2 separate regions of the Homo sapiens genome follow, and region 2 is linked to region 1. A link is a loop called in an ENCODE intact Hi-C map of the cell type or tissue named here. Cell type or tissue: IMR-90. All regions are shown on one strand.

The links. Hi-C counts contacts between places; a loop is a spot of excess contacts. Peaks named below come from ENCODE experiments on the same cell type or tissue, not always from the same donor. Only the 100,000 strongest peaks of a DNase experiment are listed, where the experiment ranks them.
Region 2: a loop joins it to region 1, with 14 times the contacts of the local background. A loop is called at or near these places in 1 of 110 quality-filtered maps.

What each region holds. Positions count from the first base shown.
Region 1 is chr4:47,343,983-47,348,982 of GRCh38, forward strand. All of the region lies in intron 5 of GABRB1 (gamma-aminobutyric acid type A receptor subunit beta1), which reads left to right. Among named protein-coding and RNA genes, the nearest start is that of COMMD8, 120 kb to the right of the region's middle. In IMR-90, no CTCF peak of the experiment used is centred here; a DNase peak (open chromatin) is centred at 2,999.
Region 2 is chr4:47,285,983-47,290,982 of GRCh38, forward strand. The region is part of intron 4 of GABRB1 (gamma-aminobutyric acid type A receptor subunit beta1); the gene reads left to right. Among named protein-coding and RNA genes, the nearest start is that of COMMD8, 180 kb to the right of the region's middle. In IMR-90, no CTCF peak of the experiment used is centred here; a DNase peak (open chromatin) is centred at 1,949.

The DNA.
Region 1 (5,000 bases):
GACTGTCAGCTTCTTAGGGGCTGTTGCTTTAGATTATATTACTAAAGTGCTTTGGTTGATAGTATAGAGCATAATAAAGGAAAGCAATTTCTCAGAGAATAATCATGGAATTTGAAGGCTGAGAACCTGAAATTTGAAGGCTCACTGAGGGATCATTAACCCTGTCTTCTAATTCTGGATATGATATGTCAAAGAGTGGTAGCAAAGGTGAGCAACTCAGAATACTGCTAGACCTGGCTAATGGAGAAATTGATGGTTGGGTTCACAATACTGTGTACTTCAAAATTCTTCCCTGCTGTCTTCTCTGGGGCAAGTCAACAATTAGTTGTAGAATATGAGAAAGGAACTGTGTTCGGGTATAAAAAGATTCCTAAACAGGTTTACCATATATTGTCATGTGCCATCATGATATTATATGGTTAGAGTACTGGAAGCTGGGTTTCTGCTTTTGTAATGAAAATGTCCTGATGACCTGAATATTCAAAGGTTATTGTTTTTAGTTTGGAGGAAACAATACCAAAACATATAGAAAGTCATGTATAACTAGGTTACAAAATCAAACTTACTGAATCTTTTTTACATGACCACCTATTGCATTCAGCAATGAATATCAACACAAGCGCTATAACTCATGCTTGGATTTACATTTTTTTAAAAAAAATCTTAAGTGTCAGTGGGGTGTCTCCAACCAATCTGTTACTGGCACATTTTTTTGTTTTGTTTTGTGTGTGTGTTTTTTTGTTTTTTGTTTTTTGTTTTTGACAGAGTCTTGCTCTATCCCCCAGGCTGGAGTGCTGTGGCACAGTCTCAGCTCACTCTAACCCCTGCCTCCCAGGTTCAAGCGATTCTCATGCCTCAGCCTCCCAAGTAGCTGGGACTACAGGTGTGCACCACCACGCCCAGCTAATTTTTGTATTTTTAGTAGAGACGGAGTTTCACCATGTTGGCTAGGCTGGTCTCAAACTCCTGACTTCAGGTGATCCGCCTGCCTCAGCCTCCCAAAGTGCTGGGATTACAGCCGTGAGCCACTATGCCTGGCAGCATTCTTTTACGTAACTCTCAGTCTGTAAAATGTTTTTCAGTGCCTGGCGAAGCATTTATCTACACTATTAAAATCTATGTCTAATGTGTCTTCCCTCTTTCCTGAACAATTGAATATTCTCTCTTGAAGACATAGTTTTTAGAATTGGCATCAAATAATCAGAAATGTTAGGTTAATTATTTCATTAATCCATTCAACAAGTACTTATAGGCTGGGTGGGCCCTTGGCACTATGCTAAGATGACAACAGAGAGCAAAAGTTAAGAGGGCCCCTATCCTCCCTAATGGAGTTTTCAAGCAGTAAAGGAGATAGGCACTTGTCAAAGACTTACACCAATAAAGGTAAAATTGCTATGAAATAGTGAATTGGCAGAATTGGACTAAGGAGGTAAAGAGAGTTTTTTTGAGATTGTGTCTATTGCTTAGAAATCTAAAGGATGAGTACAGAGTTAACTAGGCAAAGAGGAGTTGAAAGTGCCTTCCAGGTAAGGAAAACATCAAGTTGAAGACCCTGTGGTAGGAAGGATCTTGGTAAGCATAAGGGATGAAAATAAATCTAATGTGGTTGTAGTAATAAGATACAAAAGACCATGGTGTGAGTTGAAATTGGAAATGTAGGTATAAGTTGAGCATTCCTAATCCAAAAATTCAAAATCCAAAATGCTCTAAAATCTGAAACTTTTTAAGCACCAACATGATGCCACAAGTAGAAAATGTTACTCCGGACCTCATGTCACTGGTTATAGTCGAAATACAGGAACACAATAGTTTATTCAGCATCCCAAAGGGAAAAAAAGACCCTTCCAGCTCCTTCTGCTGTGATTTATTTTTTCTGCACATGCCCAGATTCCCCCAAACAAGCACACCCACAATGCATAATAAAATGGCATGTGTGCAGACCAGACATGCCAACAGCAGTTTTCCCACAATGCCCCACATGAGGCCACAAACCTACATGTATTACTCACTGTGTATTTTTTGCTTATTCTTTGTTCTGTGGTATAAAGATATTGTTGAAAATGGCAAAAAAAAAAGGCCTGCAGATACCCCTATCAATAACAGTGAGAAGAAAAAGAGAAAGAATTTGTTTGTTTATAGCACAGAAAGCCAAGCTGTTGGAGAAACTGGGCAGCACTGTAAGTGTGAAACATCCTTCAGGAGAGTAAGGCATTGGAAGGACCACCACATATGACCTGAAGACACAGAAGAAACTGTTGAAGTTCTATGATAAAAGAGATGAATAGGAGTTAATGAAAAATAGAAAACTCTACATAAAACTAAAAATGAAGATCTTGACTGTGTATTGAAAAAGTCGATTTGTCAGCATGGAAGGTGAACATATGCCAATTAATGGGATACTGATCATGAAACAATCAAGTATCTATTATGATGAACCTGGATTGAAAGAAACTGTGACTATTCAACAGGCTGATTGCAGAAATTTAAGAAAAGACATGGCATTAATTTTCAAGATTTGTGGTAATAAGGCATCTGGTAATCATGAAGCAGTGGAGAAATTCATTGATGAATGTGCCAACATCATTGCTGATGAAAATCTGATGCCAGAACAAGTCTATAATGCTGATGAAACATTACTATTTCAGCATTATTGCCCCAGAAAGACACTGACTTCAGCTGATAAGAAAGTCCCTACAGGAATTTAGAATCAAAGACAAAATAACTGTGCTGGCCCGTGCCAATGCTATAGGCAGGTATAAGTGTAAACTTGCTGTGATTGGAAAGTTTGCATCCTTGCTGTTTTCAAACAGTGAATTTCTTACTAGTCCATTATTTTACAAAAAGGCATGGATGACCAGGGGCATCTTCTCTGATTGGTTTTGTAAACATTTTGTACCAGCAGCCTCATGCTCACTGCAGGGAAGCTGGACTGGAGGATGAGTGTAACATCTTGTTATTCTTTGACAACTGTTCTGCTCAACCTCCAGCTGAAATTCTCATCAAAAATAACGTTTATGGCAGGGCGCCGGTGACTCACTCCTGTAATCCCAGTACTCTGGGAGGCTGAGGCGGGTGGATCACTCGAGGTCAGGAGTTCGTGACCAGCCTGGCCAACATGGCAAAATCCTGTCTCTACTAAACATAAAAAAATTAGCCAGGTGTGGTGGAGCTCGACTGTAATCCCAGCTACTTGGGAACCTGAGGCATGAGACTTGCTCCAACCCAGGAGGTAGAGATTGCAATGAGTCGAGATCACGCCACTGCACTGCTGCCTGGGTGACAGCAAAACTCCATCTCACAGATAATAATAATAATAATAATTAATAATAATAATAATGTTTATGCCATGTATTTCCCCCAAATGTGACTTCATTAATTCAGCCACATGACCAGGGTATCCTTATTTTATATTGAAGAGCAAATATAAAAACACTTTCTTGAACAGCATGCTTGCAGCAGTGAACAGAAGTGTGAGTATAGAAGGTTTTCAAAGCAACGTAGCATGAAGAATGCCGTATATGCTGTTGCCAACCCTTGGAACATAGTAACTAAAGACACAGTTCTGCCTTCGTGGCACAATCTCTGGCCTATGATTATGTTAAGTAATGCTGATGAACAAAGTGTTAAGTTTGAAAGATCCCATATGTCAAGTGAAAAAAAAATGATGTCTGACTTGCTTACATTTGCAAATATATATATTTTTAGAGTCCATTATAAGCTGAAAAATGTGGATATTGAAGTTTTTAACGTAATTATGAGGCTTCAGTTGTTCATTCATTGACCAATGGTGAAATAGCCAAAATGGTTCTAAATCAAGGTGACTGTGATAATAATGACAATGAAGATGATGTTAACACTACAGAAAAAGTGTTACAGACAACAGGGTAAAAATGTGTGATGGGCTTATTGAAGGACTAGATTAGCATGCATTCATAATAGAACAAGAAATCATATCAGTTATAAAAATCAAAGAAAGACTTCTAACATAAAAATCATTGTTAATGAGGCAAATGACTCTGGAGAAAACGTTTTAAAAAGCCATCCAACAGAATGCCTCCTCCTTCTTAAAAGACCTACTTCCTGGTCCCTAGCTTTCTTCTTGTATTTCTCCTCACCTGACAGAAAAACACAGTAACCTTTTAATCAAAACACGGTATTGTAGGTGGAGGCTGTCCTGTTTGTTGCTGTTGTTCATCAACTGATGCAGGTATTCTGGTGATGTTATCATGCTGTTCAGTTACCCTGAACACATTATTTTTAATTGTATTAATGGTACACCATTTTCTACTAAGTACTTAGGTGTGAATAAATATAAGAAAATGATTGCTTGTTGCAGCATATAAACTCAGAGTCAGGAATGATGGTGATGCCAAAAAACCACGAATTGCCCACATTGGTGGCTAAGATAGTGACACCTTTGCTTTCTGATGGTTCAATGTATATCAACTTTGTTTTATGCACAAAATGATTTAAAATATTGCATAAAATTACCTCCAGCATGTATGTATATGGTATATATGAAACACAAATGGATTTTGTGTTTAGGCTTGGGTTCCCTCCCCTAGATATTTCATTATGTATGAAAATATTCCAAAATCTGAAAAATTCCAAAATCTGAAACACTTCTGGTTCCAAACAATTCAAATAAGGGATACTCAACTTGTAGAGGACTGACCCTCCAGATTTTGTAGAAGTTTTGTCTTTATCCTAGAATAGTGGAGCATTGAAGATTTTGAACTAGGGGAAGGATAGTTAATATGATAAGATTTGTGTTTTCAGAAATCACTCTAGCTGTGGTATGGAAAATGGATTGACTCCGATAAATTAAAGAAAACCATTGTGAAGACTGTCAGAATGGACCAGGAAGAAATAATGCTAGCTTGGACCAGGTGGAAATGGAAAGAAGTAGATGAATTCCAGGGAGAGGTAAAAGGTGAACTAGATGAGACTTGGTAAAGTATACAATATGAATAAGCAAGAGAGAAATAAAGAATTGCTCA
Region 2 (5,000 bases), 58 kb before region 1:
GCCTGAGCTAAATTGCAAATTAAAAACTAACATTAAACTTTTCTCATTACTGGAAGAGAGACAAAAATCCAAATTACTAAATCCATGAAAACTTTTTCTATGGTATGCAAATGGGTAATCTTGTTCTTTGACTTACTGGATATACCAGTAGGAGCTGAGTAAGAGATTCATGTATTAATGTCTTTCTGCTTTAATGGTTTCTACTCTCAGCCAAAGACATTTCCTTCCTCCACAGACTAATAAACATGTTACAACTTCCCTGAAGCCTATATAAATGACACCAGGGACATCACTTTGAGTAGGTTGAAGTGCATGCATTGTCTTATTTGAATGATTCATTGGGAGTTTATCATACATGATTTTTATTTTAATATTTTATATAAGTATATTGTGATATTTCTAATACAGTTCTATTTCTGCTTGCACCCTTCAGTGACTCTCCATTGTCTGCAGGATAGAGTCCATGTTTCCATATAAAGCCTTCTCTACCTTTCTACATTTATTTCCTGCCCTTCCTTGACAAGCCCCCTGTGCTCCTGCTACGCCAGAACACTTCAAGTCCCCTAATGTAATGTGTGTATGTTGTATTCAACTGTGCTAAAAAGACAAGAAAAAAATAAAAAACTGTATAAAACCTATAAGAAATATTGAGCTTAGATAGTAAGTAAACCTGTAGCTTATGAGGTATAGGTAAAATTCATAGGATAATTAAGCATGGATAATGAGTAAGCAAGTACCTTGTGAAACAAAGGCAGAATTCATATGATGTGTTCAATGTAGACAATAAATTAATAACATGTGACATGCCAAAGAAAAAATTAAATAGAAAAATATGATTGCACAAACAAGAATGTTACTTACAGATAGAAAGATCAAAGTCTTAATCATCAATTGATAACTATGATGCCCCCAAACATGGCCACCCATTAGCAACACCCTAAAGGACCAATTCTGACCCCGCATGTGCTCTTCCCAATAAATACAAGTAAAACTCATGGCTGGGGGATTTGTTGCCAAGACACAGCTGGGTTTAAACTACATCTTTCCCTACACCGCATTGGCCCAGAGTATGTTCTGTGAGCTATGTTTCTTGAACCTCAACTCTGGTCCTCATAATCACACTATCATTGGGAAAGTCTGAGGTGAGAGAAAGAGAGAGAGAGAGAGATGTATGAACATTGCATACCCCAGAATTCAGGTGCTGAGGTTCTTATACCAGGTTGCACCCTATCATAAATGTAGCTTTCCCCGTATCTTTCCCTTTGGTTCTGTGTTTTAATTTGATTTACTATATCACATGATTCAAGTATTTTAATTTTGTCCATGAGCCTTTCTGTTCTATGGTGCTATGGGAAGTTTGCATGTTAGTACGCCTAGAAGCTATTAAGGCATCAATATAACTTCTTCTATGACACCTGATCCTATCAGGGTTTTTTTCACATATTTCTGCAAATGTTTTCTTCTCTCTACCTAGAATGCCATTCCCCCATACCTTTCCAGTGAATAATTATTTATCCTTTAAAACCCAGATCATGCTGGTCTACTTTTAAAGTCTTTATCTCTGCTGTTTGTTTCACCACTGTACTTTGTGTTAGACAGCATCTAAAATGGATTTCAATGATCCTCACTTTCTGATATTCACATCAATGTGTAATTCCCTTCCTTTGAGTTTGTTTGGACTTACTTCATATGGATAGCATATAGCACAAGTGATACAATGTCATGTCTCGATCAGGTTTTAAAAAGCCTGACTTCTAGCCAGCTGGCCCTTTCTTGCTATTTTTCACTTGCTCTGATGGAAGCCAGTTGAGAGTTTCCCTATGGACATGCCTATATGACAAGAAACTGAGAGAGGTCTCCAACTGCCAGCAAGATACTGAGATTCTCAGCTCAACAGCATGTGAGGAACTTAACCCTACCAACAACCTTGTAAATGAGCTTGAGTATGACTCATCACTCAGTGGAGCTTTCAGATATGACCACAGTCCCAGCCAGCAACTTGATTGCAACCTTGTGAAAGGGCTTGAGGCAGAGGCACTAAACTACATCAAGCCCAGTTTGTTGGCTCGCAAAATCTGTGAAATAACGCATTTGTTGTTTTAAGCACTAATTTTTGGAGTAATTTGTTATGCAGCAGTAGATAGGCAATAAATCAGCATATACTCATCTAGTGTCGCACTAATCACAGAACACTGGTGTAGTATGTCTGCACCACCCACAAGATTGTTAGCACCTTGAACCTTGAGAACAGGGCTTATTACTATTATTATTATTATTATTATTATTATTGTTATTATTAAGATGGAGTCTCACTCTGTCGCCCAGGCTGGAGTGCAGTGGCGCGATCTCGGCTCACTGCAACCTCTGCCTCCTGGGTTCAAGTGATTCTCCTGCCTCAGCCTCCCAAGTAGCTGGGACTACAGGTACCTGCCACCACACCTAGCTAATTTTTTGTATTTTTAGTAGAGACTGGGTTTCACCACATTAGCCAGGATGGTCTTGATTTCCTGACCTCATGATCCGCCCGCCTCAGCCTCCCAAAATGCTGGGATTACAGGTGTGAGCCACCATGCCCAGCCAGGGCTTCTATCTTAATAATGTTTTCCTAAGGTCTAGCAGCTCCTGTAATGAATTAAGTCTATGACTGGGATGTTTAGTGATTTGGAGGCACCTTGTGGTAAGTCATTTAATCATCATCATCATCATAGCAAATGTTTATTGAATCCTAGTCTTTCAAGGCAATTTTCAAATGCTTTATAGGTGTTATTTTACTTAATTACTAAAATTATCACAACTGAGAAAAGAGGAAACTGAGTCCAGAGAAGTCAGGTAACTTGCCCAACGTCAACAGCTGATGGAGCCTGGCTATGGAGACAAGCGGTCTACCCAGAGTTCACATTCTTAACCACAAAGATTACATCCATATCCTATACTTCTAATAGTATATACATCTTATGTACATCTTATATTTTTAAAATATATTTACTAGCATGGCACCTTATTGTAAAGATGATCAATATAGATGAGTGAACAAGTGAAGAAATCAGCACAAGCCTCTTTTTTTTTTGGCCTGAGTTTGTTTTTTGCTTCTGAGCCAGGGAGACATGCGTATCAGCAACAGAGGAATTTTTTGACTCTTCCCTGAGGATCCATTATTATCTGTGATGATGTGAAACAGAGACCATCAGTCCACAGAGACCCTTTCAATTCCCCATGCTGTCTGAGTGAAAACTAAAGGAATGCCACATTTTCAAAAGCCTTTATTTGTGCCAGTTTTTGTTTCCGTTTTGAACCTATTATTTTAAATGAACTCACTCAGAAAGGAAAAAGTGCATTATCTCTTTGAAATCAGATCCAACTGACACAGTAATCTCATTACATCATAGTTGTAGTCAAACCTGAAATAGTAGTAATTACAAATTGAAATTGTTATTAGGGGTGGGGAAGATTTTTCATAGATTATAACAAACCAAATGATGTGAACCTACACCCATTTGTCCTCAACCTTCAGCCTGGATTCTGGGAAAATTAGTCTAACTCCACCAAACAGAATTTCTTTTTCTATTTGGTATTTGATTTGATTTCTGCTCACCATGGCAAATTGGTCACACACTAAAATAGTATTGGAAGGAGCATGGTCTTCCAATTAGCTGATTTAACTGCCAAAATTATACTGGTGTACTGGATGAGTGATGGAAACCCATGCATGACATAAGATGCTTTATTGGCCTTACCTCCCTGTATGTATAGCCTGGGATGATAAATTAAATCATAACAAGATATAAACTACCTGAAAACCTAACTTCATTAATGTCTTAACCATTTTTAGCCTTGGACTTTTATAACCATTACATTAAACTATGTTATGGCATTTCATTACCCATAAGTAGAAATAACATGGCAAAGAATATTGGGAACTTTTGGAGAATGTGATTCAGGACACTTCTAAGTTGTGCCAAGAGTAAGAAAAGCTAATAAATGAGGTACAGGATCTGCAAAAGCAGTGAGAAATGCTGACTCTTCACAATTCACAACAAATGCTACTTCACAATTTTGCCTAGAAGTAGATTTCTATAGCATATGTGGGGATAGGATGGAAACTTACTGTCTAGATTAGTTAGATTCAAATTAATGAAATGCAGTTGTGGACTGATACAGTTTGGCTATGTCTCCACCCAGATCTCAACTTGAATTCCCAAGTGTTGTGGAAGGCACCCAGTGGGAGGTAATTGAATCATGGGGGCAGGTCTTTCCATTGCTGTTCTCATGATAGTAAGTCTCCTGAGATCTGATGGTTATTGTAAGAGGGAGTTTTCCTGCACAAGCTCTCTTCTCTTGTGTGCCACCACATGAGGCATGACTTTCACTTTCCACCATGATTGTGAGGCCTCCTCCACCACATGGAAATGTAAGTCCAACATTAGTATGCCTTTATCAGCAGCATAAAAACAGACTAATACAGTAATTGGTACCAGTAGAGTGGGGCATTCCTAGAAAATACACTCGAAAATGTGGAACTGACTTTGGAACTGGGTAACAGGCAGGGATTGGGACAGTTTGGAGGGCTCAGAAGAAGACAGAAAAATGTGGGAAAGTTTGGAATTTCCTAGAGACTTGTTGAATAGCTTTGACCAAAAGCCTGATAGCGATATGGACAATAAGGTGCAGACTGAGGTGATGTCAGAAGGAGATGAGGTACTTTTTGGGAACTGGATAAAAGGTGACTCTTGTTATGTTTTAGCAAAGATACTGGCGGCATTTTGCCCCTGCCCTAGAGATCGGTGGAACTGTGAACTCCAGCAAAATGATTTAGGGTATCTGGTGGAAGAAATCTCCAAGCAGCAAAGCATTCAAAAGGTGACTTGGGTTCTGGTAAAGGCATTCAGTTTCATAAGGGAAGCAGAGCATAAAAGTTTAGAAAATTTGCAGCCTGACAATGTGATGGAAAAGAAAAACCCATTTTCTGAGGAGAAATTCAAGCTGGCTGCAGAAATTTGCAT